Linked DNA regions of Homo sapiens: region 2 is linked to region 1. A link is a contact called in ENCODE Hi-C or POLR2A ChIA-PET data. All regions are on one chromosome and are shown on one strand. Each heading gives the region's core, a stretch centred on a gene start or an enhancer-like site at or near the end of the contact. The rest is flanking DNA. Distances are from core to core; before and after follow the strand shown.

Region 1 (5,403 bases), core at 1,901-4,400:
CTCAAGATGGATTAAAGACTTAAATGTAAAACCCAAAACCATAAAAACCTCAGAAGAGGCCAGGCACAGTGGCTCAAGCCTGTAATCCCAACACTTTAGGAGGCTGAGGCGGGTTGACCACCTGAGATCAGGAGTTTGAGGCCAGCCTGACCAACATGCAGAAATGCTGTCTCTACTAAAAATACAAAAAAAAAAAAAAATTAGCCAGGTGTGGTGGCACATGCCTGTAATCCCAGCTACTCGGGAGGCTGAGGCTGGAGAATCACTTGAACCCAGAAGGCAGAGGTTGCGGTGAGCCAAGATCACGCCATTGCACTCCAGCCTGGGCAACAAGAGCGAAGCGCCGTCTCAAACAAACAAACAAACAAAACCCTAGAAGAAAACCTAGGCAATACCATTAAGGACATAGGCATGGGGAAAGACTTCATGACAAAAATGTGAAAAGAAATTGCAACAAAAGCCAAAATTGACAAATGGAATCTAATTAAACTAAAGATCTTCTGCACAGCAAATGAAACTGTCATCAGAGTGAACAAGCAATCTACAGAACAGGAGACAATTTTTGCAATCTACCCATCTGACAAAGGTCTAATATCTAGAATTTACAAGGAATTTAAACATATTTACAAGAAAAAAACAAACAACCTTATCAAAGAGTGGGTGAAGGATATGAACAAACACTTCTCAAGACATTTATGCAGCCAATGGACATATGAAAAAAAGCTCAACATCACTGATCATCAGAGAAATACAATGAGATACCATTTCACGCCAGTCAGAATGGCGATTATTAAAAAATCAAGAAACAATAGAGGCTAGTGAGGCTGTGGAGAAGTAGGAACGTGTTTACATTGTTGGTGGGAATGTAAATTAGTTCAAACATTGTGGAAGACAGTATGGTGATTCCCCAAGGATCTAGAACCAGAAATACCATTTGACTCAGCAATACCATTCCTGGATATATACCCAAAGGAATATAAATCATTCTACTATAAAGACACACGCACATGTATGCTCCTTGCAGCACTATTTACGATAGCAAAGACATGGAACCAACCCAAATGCCCATCAATGGTAGACTGGATAAAGAAAATGTGGTACATATACACCATGGAATACTATGCAGTCATAAAAAGGAATGAGATCATGCCCTTTGCAGGGACATGGATGAAGCTGGAAGCCATTATCCTCAGCAAACTAACATAGGAACAGAAAAACAAACACCACATGTTCTCACTCACAAGTGAGAGTTGAACATTGAGAACACATCCACACAGAGAGGGGAACAACACACACCAGGGCCAGTTGCGGGGTAGGAGGTGAAGGGAAGGAAGTTGGAGGATGGGTCAATAGGCGCAGCAAACCAACACGGCACATGTATTCCTATGTAACAAACCTGCACGTTCTGTACATGCATCCGGTTTTTTTTTTTAGAAGAAATAAAAAAAATAAGTTGTATATATTACGTATTATTTTCTTTTTTTTTTTTTTCTGAGATGGAGTCTCGCTCTGTCGCCCAGGCTGGAGCGCAGTGGCACGATCTTGGGTCACTGCAACCTCTGCCTTCCGTGTTTGAGCAATTCTCCTGCCTCAGCCTCCCGAGTAGCTGGGATTACAGGCATGCACCACCACGCCAGGCTAATTTTTGTATTTTTTTTAGTATTAAAAAATCACCATTTTTTAGTATATAAAATCACCATGTTGTTCAGGGTGTTTTCAAACTCCTGACCTCGTGATCTGCCCACCTTGGCCTCCCAAAGTTCTGGGATTACAGGCTTGAGCCACCACTTTCTGTGTGTGTATATGCGTGTGTGTGTGTGTGTGTGTGTATAATTGTGTGTGTATAATTGTGTGTGTATAATTGTGTGTATATATATTCAATATATATCCATATATACATGTAGTATAAATGTTTGTAAATACGTTTTTAAAAGTCTGGAAAGATAGACTGTTGATAGTAGTCACCTATTGGCATGGATATGGGAGAAGACCAGAAACTCACAGAATGAGGAGCTTCTATACAAATTTTATTTATGCTTTGAGTTTCTAATTTTACCTAGGTATATTAAAGCTCTGATAACTAAAAAATAATAAATTTTCAAAGAAACTTGATAAATAGTTAAAAATGAGATAATTCTTAATTAAAGCAGTAGAAGTTCAGAAAATGATTACAGTAAAAAGATGACAAATTATTCCAGAGCTCTCTTCACCTCTGCAGGTCACATTCTCTATCTCCTTCTCTTCCTCCTCTTTAAAAAGCTAGCAATTGGAACAAACACTTTAGAATAACTGTTTCACCTATGGAATAAAATTTTGCACCCCCTCCCTTTTTGCTCATACCTCCTAGCCTTCCCAAATCCACACTACCCCTAAATAAAAGGTTTGCCAACTCTAGAGATCATTTGTACAACAAAAAAAGAAAAAAAAAAATCAAACCAATACAACAAACCCAAACTGGCCACTAGAGGGAGAACATCACACATAAAACCACTTTGAGCTACCACTCCACGGAAAACCATACCCACAGACGGAGGTACAAGGGTTGGCTCCACAAGAGATTGTTCAAAGGTAAAAGCTCACAGGCAATCATCAATGTGATTCAGCCTTTGGCTTGCCTAATATGTCCTGAAGCAAATAGTTTTATTAATAAATATAAAATTACAAATGTGAATATGTTTCCCATATTAGTGAGGTCTCCCCACCCTCCCTGCTCTGAATCAAATTTTTACAAATGTTCTGGAACAGAAGCAAATGTTGAGTTGGAAGCTGCCCTGAAACTGAGTCTTAACGAAACAATACCCATTTTTGAGCCCAGCCACAGAGTTAGGAGAAGCAAGTAAGAAACTTTAGCCTCGTTTTACAAAGAGCAGGGGATTTAATCTTATCAAGGAAGTCCTCTCATATACTTTTTCAGACCGCTATTTCATGAGGATGACGCAGCACACTTTTCCTTTCATTCTTCACACACTGATCTCAGTCGTCTTTATCAGCCACATTCTTTTTATGTATTTGTGCCTGGAACGAATGAGCTGATAATGCACCTTTTGATCATGTTTTCCAGTGGATGAATGTGTTCCATGCACCCAAGCCTTCTTCCACGCCGCCCCTAAAAAAAAGTCCATTTCTTTAGGGTAACATCATCATTTTAAAAAAGAAGTGACACATGGGTGGGGAGGGAGGTGTGATGGAAACACGTCTTTCAAAAATGTGTAGTCGTAGCCTCGGCCACTTCATTACCACATTGAGAATAATTTCTGCAGTGTGACTAAGCATCAACCCTTCAAGTTTGGAGTGGATTTAAAGCAGGTCAAAGGTTTACACTCAGATCCCTCTATACTGACTGCTTTAACCCTCCTGCCTTGATTGTACCTTTTCTAGAAGTACTTGCACATAATTTTCAAAATCTGAAGAAGAAATAGATTTAGTAACTTGTCCAAAGTCACAAATCTAGTAAGTGGTAGGAGAAGAATTTAAGCCCAGACAGTCTGGCTCCAGAGCCCATGTTCTTAACCACTAATCCATTCCACCTCCTCACTCTTTGCCTTTTTACTCCTGCAAGCTATCCCTTGCCCCAGTAATCTCCCGTCTTCAGTCCACCACTCCCCACCCCAAACTCACAATAAAACAATGGACTCAATGATACAGTAGAGAGAACGGAAGTCACAAAAATGGCGTGAGTCCTGGTTCTGCCTCACTCAACCGTGTCACCTGGGGCATCTTGAGTCCTAGTTTTCTAAGTGCACATTGGGAATATTAACCAAAAATAACCAGTTCCCCCCCAAAAACTACTCTGCAAATTAAATTAGGTCATGTACACAAAGCCTCCAGTACAGTGCCTGGCCCTGGAAAGCAAACCAGCCAAGACAAGAGAAGACATAGAACAACCACAATTTACCGCACAATGAACACAGTCTACCAGGAGAAAGTGAGCTGTTTCAGAAAGTAACACTTTCACCTTCCTCAATGGCTTTATAATACAGCCACCATCTGGGGAAAGATGGCTGGGGACATGGCAGGGTCCCACCACAATGTCACCTTGAGTGGAGGCTGCAATAGTCAGGGAATCTTCCATGACTTGCACCGAATACTTGCAAAGCCCTTTTTGGGAGACATTTTATACAAAGTGATTCCAACTACAGGATTGTTGAGGGTAGTCCATGCATAGAATTATGTTCCAAAGGATGTAGGTCCATTATTGCTGCGTGTAAAAAAAAAAAAAAAAAAAAAAAGGGTGACAACCCCATGGCAGGGCCATCTGTCTGTGAAGGGGCCAGGGAAGCAAATTCACCTCTACATTTAAGAGGTCTCCCAAAACAAACAGGAAGGAAGTGCTTCTGAACAGTTAATTTAACTTGCTCTTGAGGTCATTTAAACCCAATTCTTTTTGACCGTCCTTAGAAGAGATGGAGAAAGGCTGTCATTTTCTCCCAAGACAGATTCAGTCACTGTCAGACCTTGCTCTTCTCCTAGATGAACAGCTCTCAGGTTTTTTGGTTTCAGGATCCCTTTACACTCCTAGAAATCATTGAGGACCCCACAGAATTTCTGTAATGTGCAATATATCTACAGACATTGAACATATTAAAAGATTGACCCAAGTATGGTGGCTTACACCTGTATCCCAGAACTTCAAGAGCTGGAGGCAGGAGGATGGCTTGAGGCCGGGAGCTTAAGACCAGCTTGGGCAACATAGTGAGACCCTCATCTTTACATTTTAAGAAAAAATTAAGATTAGGAATTTTTTTGAGACGGAATCTCACTCTGTCGCCCAGGCTGGAGTACAGTGGCGTGATCTCCGCTCACTGCAAACTCCGCCTCCCAGGTTCACACCATTCTCCTGCCTCAGCCTCCCGAGTAGCTGGGACTACAGGCACCCGCCACCACGCCCGGCTAATTTTTTGTATTTTTAGTAGAGACGGGGTTTCACCGTGTTAGCCAGGATGGTCTCGATCTCCTGACCTCGTGATCCGCCCACCTCGGCCTCCCAAAGTGCCGGGATTACAGGCGTGAGTCACTGCGCCCGGCCTAATTTTTTAACATAAAAATATACAAGCTCATATTCTGTGAGCCCTCAGGCTACATATCATACAGTCTCTAGAAAACTCTACTGTATACTCTTAGATAATTTAAAAAACAAACAACATCTTAATATTATTATGAAAATCAGTTTGACTCACAGGCCCCCTGAAAGGGGGCTGGAGGTCTCTGGGGTCTCCAGACCACACTTGGAGAACTGCTGAGCTAGATAAAACCTCCTACAACAGGTTGTAGTGAGTTCTGTCTGCCACATCCTGAACCCTTCTACTTGGACATCATATTGATTTTCATTTGTTTATTTTCATTTTTATGATTTTTAGGGACAGGGTATGGCTCTGTCACCCAGGCTGGAGTGCAGCAGTGTGA
Region 2 (5,403 bases), core at 1,705-4,204, 43 kb after region 1:
GAGGTTCACTGAGCTTCTTGGATTTATAGATAATCTTCATCAAATTTGGGAAATTTTCAGATTTTTCTTTCAAATTTTTGTCCCTTTTGCTCCTCTCCATTTGAGATTCCCTTTACACATGTGTTAAAATTATGTTGGAACACATGATGTTGTTGCACAGGGCTGTCTTGATTTTTCTCTGAAATTTTTTCTGCTTTTTAAATTTTTATGTATTTATTTTGAGACAGGGTCTCACTCTGTCACCCAGGCTGGAGTGTATTGCCATGATCTGGCTCACTGCAGCCTTGACTTCGTGGGCCCAGGAGATCTTTCCACCTAAGCTTCCTGAGTAGCTGGGATTACAGGTGCATACCATGATACCTGACTAATTTTTGTAATTTTTGTGGATATAGGGTTTTGCCATGTTGCCCAGGCTGGTCTCGAACTCCTGGGCTCCAGTGATCTACCTGCCACAGCCTCCAAAAGTATTGGGATTACAGGCATGGGCCACCATGCCCAGCCCTCTCTGCTCATTGGTTTGGATAATTCCTTTTTCTTTTCTTTTCTTTTCTTTTTTTTTTTTTTGAGATAGAGTCTTGCTCTGTCACACAGGCTGGAGTGCATTGGTGCAATCTTGGTTCACCACAGCCTCAACCTCCCTAGGTTCAGGTGATCCTGCCACCTCAGCGTCCCAAGTAGTTAGGACTACAGATGTGCACCACCATACCTGGCTAATTTTTTATTTCTTGTAGAGACATGGTTTCTCCATGTTACCAGGGTTGGTCTCAAACTCCCAGGCTCAAGCGATCCACTCGCCTCAGCCTCCCAAAGTGCTAGGATTATAGGTGTGAGCCACTGCACCTGTCCTGGATACTTTCTCTTGATCTACCTTCAGGATCACTGAATCTTTCTTCTACCATTTCTTATCTGCTCTTGTGTTCAACTAGGGAATTTTTCATTTCAGTTAGTAGTATACTTTTCAATTCTAGAAATTCTACTTGGTTCTTTTTTTAAAATTTCTATTTGATTCTCTATTTGTTGACTCACAGTTGGCGTATTTTATAGCAACTATTCAAATATACTTTAGTTCTTTAAATATAATCATAATAGCTATTTTTAAGTCTTTGTTAAATCTAGCATCTGGGCCTACTTGGGAGTTAGTTTTAACTTAAATACTCATCTTCTTTAGTATGGGTCACACTTTCTTGTTAGTCTGCATGTTTATTACATTTTAGCTGAAAACTAGACATTTAAGATTATACATAATATGCATAATTTAAGATTACATATATAATCTTAAATAATCTTAAATGTTTATATGTTCAGATATATATGTGTGTGTGTGTGTGTGTGTGTATATATATATATATATATATATATCTACCTATATATATAAAGAGAGAAAGAGAGCGAGAGAGAGAGCACATGTATATGTAACAGCAACTCTTGATTACCCTATTTTCCTGAAGGTTTTTGTTCTGTTTTGTTTTGTTTTGTTTTGGTAACTTACCTGAATATAAACTGTAGAATCTCATTCCCCATGGTCTGTACCCACTGATGTCTCTGTTCAGATTTTTTTTTTCAATTCCATTGAGGTCATATTTGTGTTGCATACTTGAACAGCTGACCAATAATTTAGACAGAGGCTATCTCAGATACTTTGAACCCACTGGGCTTTCACCTTTCATGAACCAAGGTGTATGGATTGAGAAATGGCATTCAAAGTGGCAGTCATCTCAAGTCTCCCTGGCTTTCACTTTTTGCTGGGCTCTCTTGGGTCTTCCCTGCTTATGTTTAGTTTCCCAGAAAGCCTAGAAAAGCTTATTTCACACCTTTAATGTCTCTGTTACTTGCGCGATCTCCCTGTTAAATTTCTGGCTGGTCTACCACCCATCACAACTGCTACCGTGGGCTAGTCATGCTGCAGGATTTCCCAAAATATTCTAACGTGAGTCTGCTTTTTTAGCTGACAAAGCCACAGGCTTTCAGTGCCCCCATCCTCCACCCTGAATCAAGTCAATCTTTGGCTGTAAGGCTTTGGTTTTCGCCACCAGTCCTGAACTGACAGTTACATTTTTATTTTAGTTTTAGAGACAGGGTCTCCCTGTGTCACCCAGGCCACAATGCAGTGGTGCAATCATAGCTCACCATAGCCTCGACCTCCTGGGGTCAAGTGATCCTCCCATCTCAGCCTCCTGAATAGCTGGGACTACAGGCATATGCCACCACACTCGCCTAATATTTTATTTTTTTATAGAGACAACATCTCACTATATTGACCAGGCTGGTCTTGAAATCCTGGCCTCAAGAGATCATCCCACCTCAGTCTCCCAAAGCACTGGTATTACAGAAGTGAGCCACCATGACTGGCCTTTTATTTATTTATTTATTTATTATTATTATTATTTTTAATAATAGAGTGTGGCAGAAAGAGGATATGGAATCAGTTCCAAGCAAGAACGCCACATATTCTCACCCATTCTTGGCCAAAGCTATAGAAGTTTCTCAAGAATCAACACTTCTCAATTTATCACCTCCCTTTGGTGGATTTTCAGTTTCCAGTGGTTGGGTGTGTGTTTTTTCTTTACAATTTTGTTCAGTTTTGTACTTGTTTTCTGTATTAGTGAATCACTTGACCTCTTACATTGCAATTACCAAAATAAGAACTCAACCAAATGTAATTAGGATCACAACAAGAATGGAATTTCTTAGGATCCTGATTCTCAACAAGCCAATTACAGAAAAATGTTCATGAGATAATTAAGGACATGTAAATGCTGACTGAGTATTTGATAATATTAAGGAATTATTTTTAGGTTTTTTTTGAGATTTGATAATACCATTATAGTTTTGTTTTTATTATTATTTTTTTAAAAGAGTGTTTAGCTTTTACAGTCACATACTGAAGTGCTTTTTTTGTGTGTTTTGAGACAGGGTCTTACTCTGTTACCCAGGGTAGAGTGCAGTGGCGTGATCATGACTCACTGCAGCCTCAATTTCCTGGACTCAAGCAATCCTACCACCTCAGCTTCCTGAGTAGCTGGGACCACAGACACATGCACCATTTTAAATTTTTGGGTAAAGACGGTGTTTCACTATGTTGCCCAGGCTGGTCTCAAAGTCCTGGGCTCAAGTGATCTGCCCATCTCGCTCTCCCAAAGTGTTGGGATTATAGGCATGAGCCACAGCACCCAGCCACATACTGAAGTTTTCTAGGGAAAAAAGTACATAGTATTTGGGGTTGGTTTTAAAGTAATTCAAAGGTGTTAGATTAAACTAGATTGGATAACTGTTAATGTCCCAGCTTTGTAATGTGTCACCTTGGCTAGACTGAACCTCATTTCCCAGAATTCTCTTCCCTTTATGTTTCTCGTTAGGATGTGCTACAGAAGACATTTACTAAGCAACCTAGAAGACAGAAGAGTAGCAATAGCCATAGTGTTTTTATTCTCAGAAGACTGATACAAGGGATCCAGGCAAGGCTGCAGCTGTTTCTCACTGACCCTATATCCTCCTTTAGTTTCTCTGGGTCCTGGGCAGGTCTGTATTTAGCTCTGTGATGAAGAGCACTAGCTTCTCCTGTATGAAATCCACATCATCAAAGTATTTTTATCATCAGAGACACAGCCTCTGCACATCTTCCTCCTAAAAGAAGCCTCTTTCAATCACCTCAACCATCTTTCGAGAAAGGAACTCTTTGTTTTCAAATATTCTAGAATTTAAAATGACTGACGTCTCTGTTAATTACCATACCATCCATTTGTTGAGAGTATACTAATCCTTATCATCGTATTTCATCCTCATAATCACCCTGTAAAGCAGGAAGTATCATTCTTTTCATTTTAAGGATGAAAATACTGAAGCTCAGAGAGATGAAATAAATGGCATCCCCAAGATCACACAGGTAGCAAGCGAGAGAACCAGGAGTCAAAGTCCATCACACTGTGGCACCTGCAGGCTTATCTCACCCCCGTGCCTAACCAGATAGAGTATCTTCTAGGTTCAGCAGCATCTCTACCCAAAGTACATATTTGTGAAAAATACAGTCAAAATACCAATAATTTGTATTTTTTTTTACCTAATGTCCAACGTGAAAAAATATTTTAAGAGTGAGCAGATGAAACCATTACTTCAAATAAAGCTTTTTGAATTATGTTTAATTTTATTTATCTCTGGGGACAAGGACCAATGAAGAAGGGACTGCAATTAGCATTAGCCTCTCCTGCATGAGAGGAAAAGGTGACGCCCAAAGAAAGGTCAAAGAAAGAAAACTAGAGATCAAATTGGAAAGAAGAGCGCAGTAAAACACACGAATCAAATTAACAACCTCCACTGTATTTTCTCTGTAAAACCAGCATGCCATTGTGGTGATTACCATTTTAGTGAAATGAATGAAAACAGTCATTTCCTCCATGCTACTTGTTTCACCCACACCAGATTAGAAACGAAGAGAATTTTTGAAATTGTATTACACTTGCTTATACCACGGTGGCTCCTGATTTTCCAATAATATAAGTCACTTTCAGACCCCAAAGTCTATGGTAACCGTTCTTGCTCCTGGAGTAATACATGAAATCAGGTATTTAAAATACCAGTCTACTTGTAAAATAAATAGCACATAAATAAACAATAGCAGCTAATATTTACCAAGCACATTACAGTTGGATATTGTTTTCTATATTTTTAGTCTTCCAAACAAATTTTTGATACAGATTCTCTTATTGGTATGGCAGACATATAATTGACCATCCAAATAAGGATACTTTAGAGATTGAAAGGTGGAACTATTAACACTTGTGCTAGGCACAGATATAAACCAGGAATGTTTGGACACCCACTCATTGGCCTTATTTTACAGCTAAAGAACTAAGGAACAGAAAAGTTGAATAGTGTGCCCAAGGTCACGCAGCTAGAAAGCAGAGGAGCTGGGCTGAAGGCCAGGATGTCTGGCTTCAGCATCATAGTCGGCCATTCTGCCATGTGCCCCTTCTGAACTAACTCATAGACTGTAACATTTTTCGAATAAATCATTCGACTATTCTAGTTTCAGACACACAAACCTCTCTATAGTTCACGAGTTCCACAAGGCCATAAAAGCACACAATAAAAAGTCTTACAAGAGATTGCAAATAGAAAGTGTCTGCAAAATAACCTGCAGAGACTCCACAGGATGAGCCCAGGCAGGAGGCATCACCACGGGACCTACCGCACAGGCCAGGTAGTTGGGAGAACCAGTATCTAGTCTGGGCTCTATCCTTTCCCTTCTGGCCTGAGTTCCCTCACTTGTGCTCCTCTAGAGACCTTATAGGGTCCTTCCCCACCAACCATTTGATGTGAGCTGGTGGACACATGTCCAAATCCTTTTATCTTGGAGCTTCTCCATCCCAAATTGTTTCACTTCCTTCAAGGAACTTCCCATGGTTT

What was found. A loop is a pair of places that touch in the nucleus more often than their neighbours do. ChIA-PET counts read pairs that join two places held with the same protein, here RNA polymerase II (POLR2A). Pooled maps may share reads with other maps.
Region 2: a map of natural killer cell shows a loop between it and region 1 (4-fold over the local background). The contact joins two enhancer-like sites. A Hi-C loop is called at or near these places in 8 of 168 maps with a recorded cell type or tissue (CD4-positive, alpha-beta memory T cell, aorta, ascending aorta and 4 more), 1 of 37 single-sample maps with no recorded cell type and 16 of 50 pooled maps. POLR2A ChIA-PET finds 5 or more read pairs at or near these places in 2 of 52 experiments (WTC11 and activated CD4-positive, alpha-beta memory T cell).

Annotation. Positions count from the first base shown.
Region 1 is chr3:4,348,526-4,353,928 of GRCh38, forward strand. It overlaps a transcript of SUMF1 not described here. Among named protein-coding and RNA genes, the nearest start is that of SETMAR, 48 kb to the left of the region's middle. Within about 2 kb of position 3,151, at least 7 of the 41 ENCODE cell types and tissues checked have a DNase peak (open chromatin) inside an H3K27ac peak, as active enhancers do; they include endothelial cell of umbilical vein and natural killer cell, where a contact is called at or near this core.
Region 2 is chr3:4,391,282-4,396,684 of GRCh38, forward strand. All of the region lies in intron 7 of SUMF1 (sulfatase modifying factor 1), which reads right to left. Among named protein-coding and RNA genes, the nearest start is that of SUMF1, 73 kb to the right of the region's middle. RefSeq lists an enhancer at 2,804-3,098. Within about 2 kb of position 2,955, at least 4 of the 41 ENCODE cell types and tissues checked have a DNase peak (open chromatin) inside an H3K27ac peak, as active enhancers do; they include endothelial cell of umbilical vein and natural killer cell, where a contact is called at or near this core.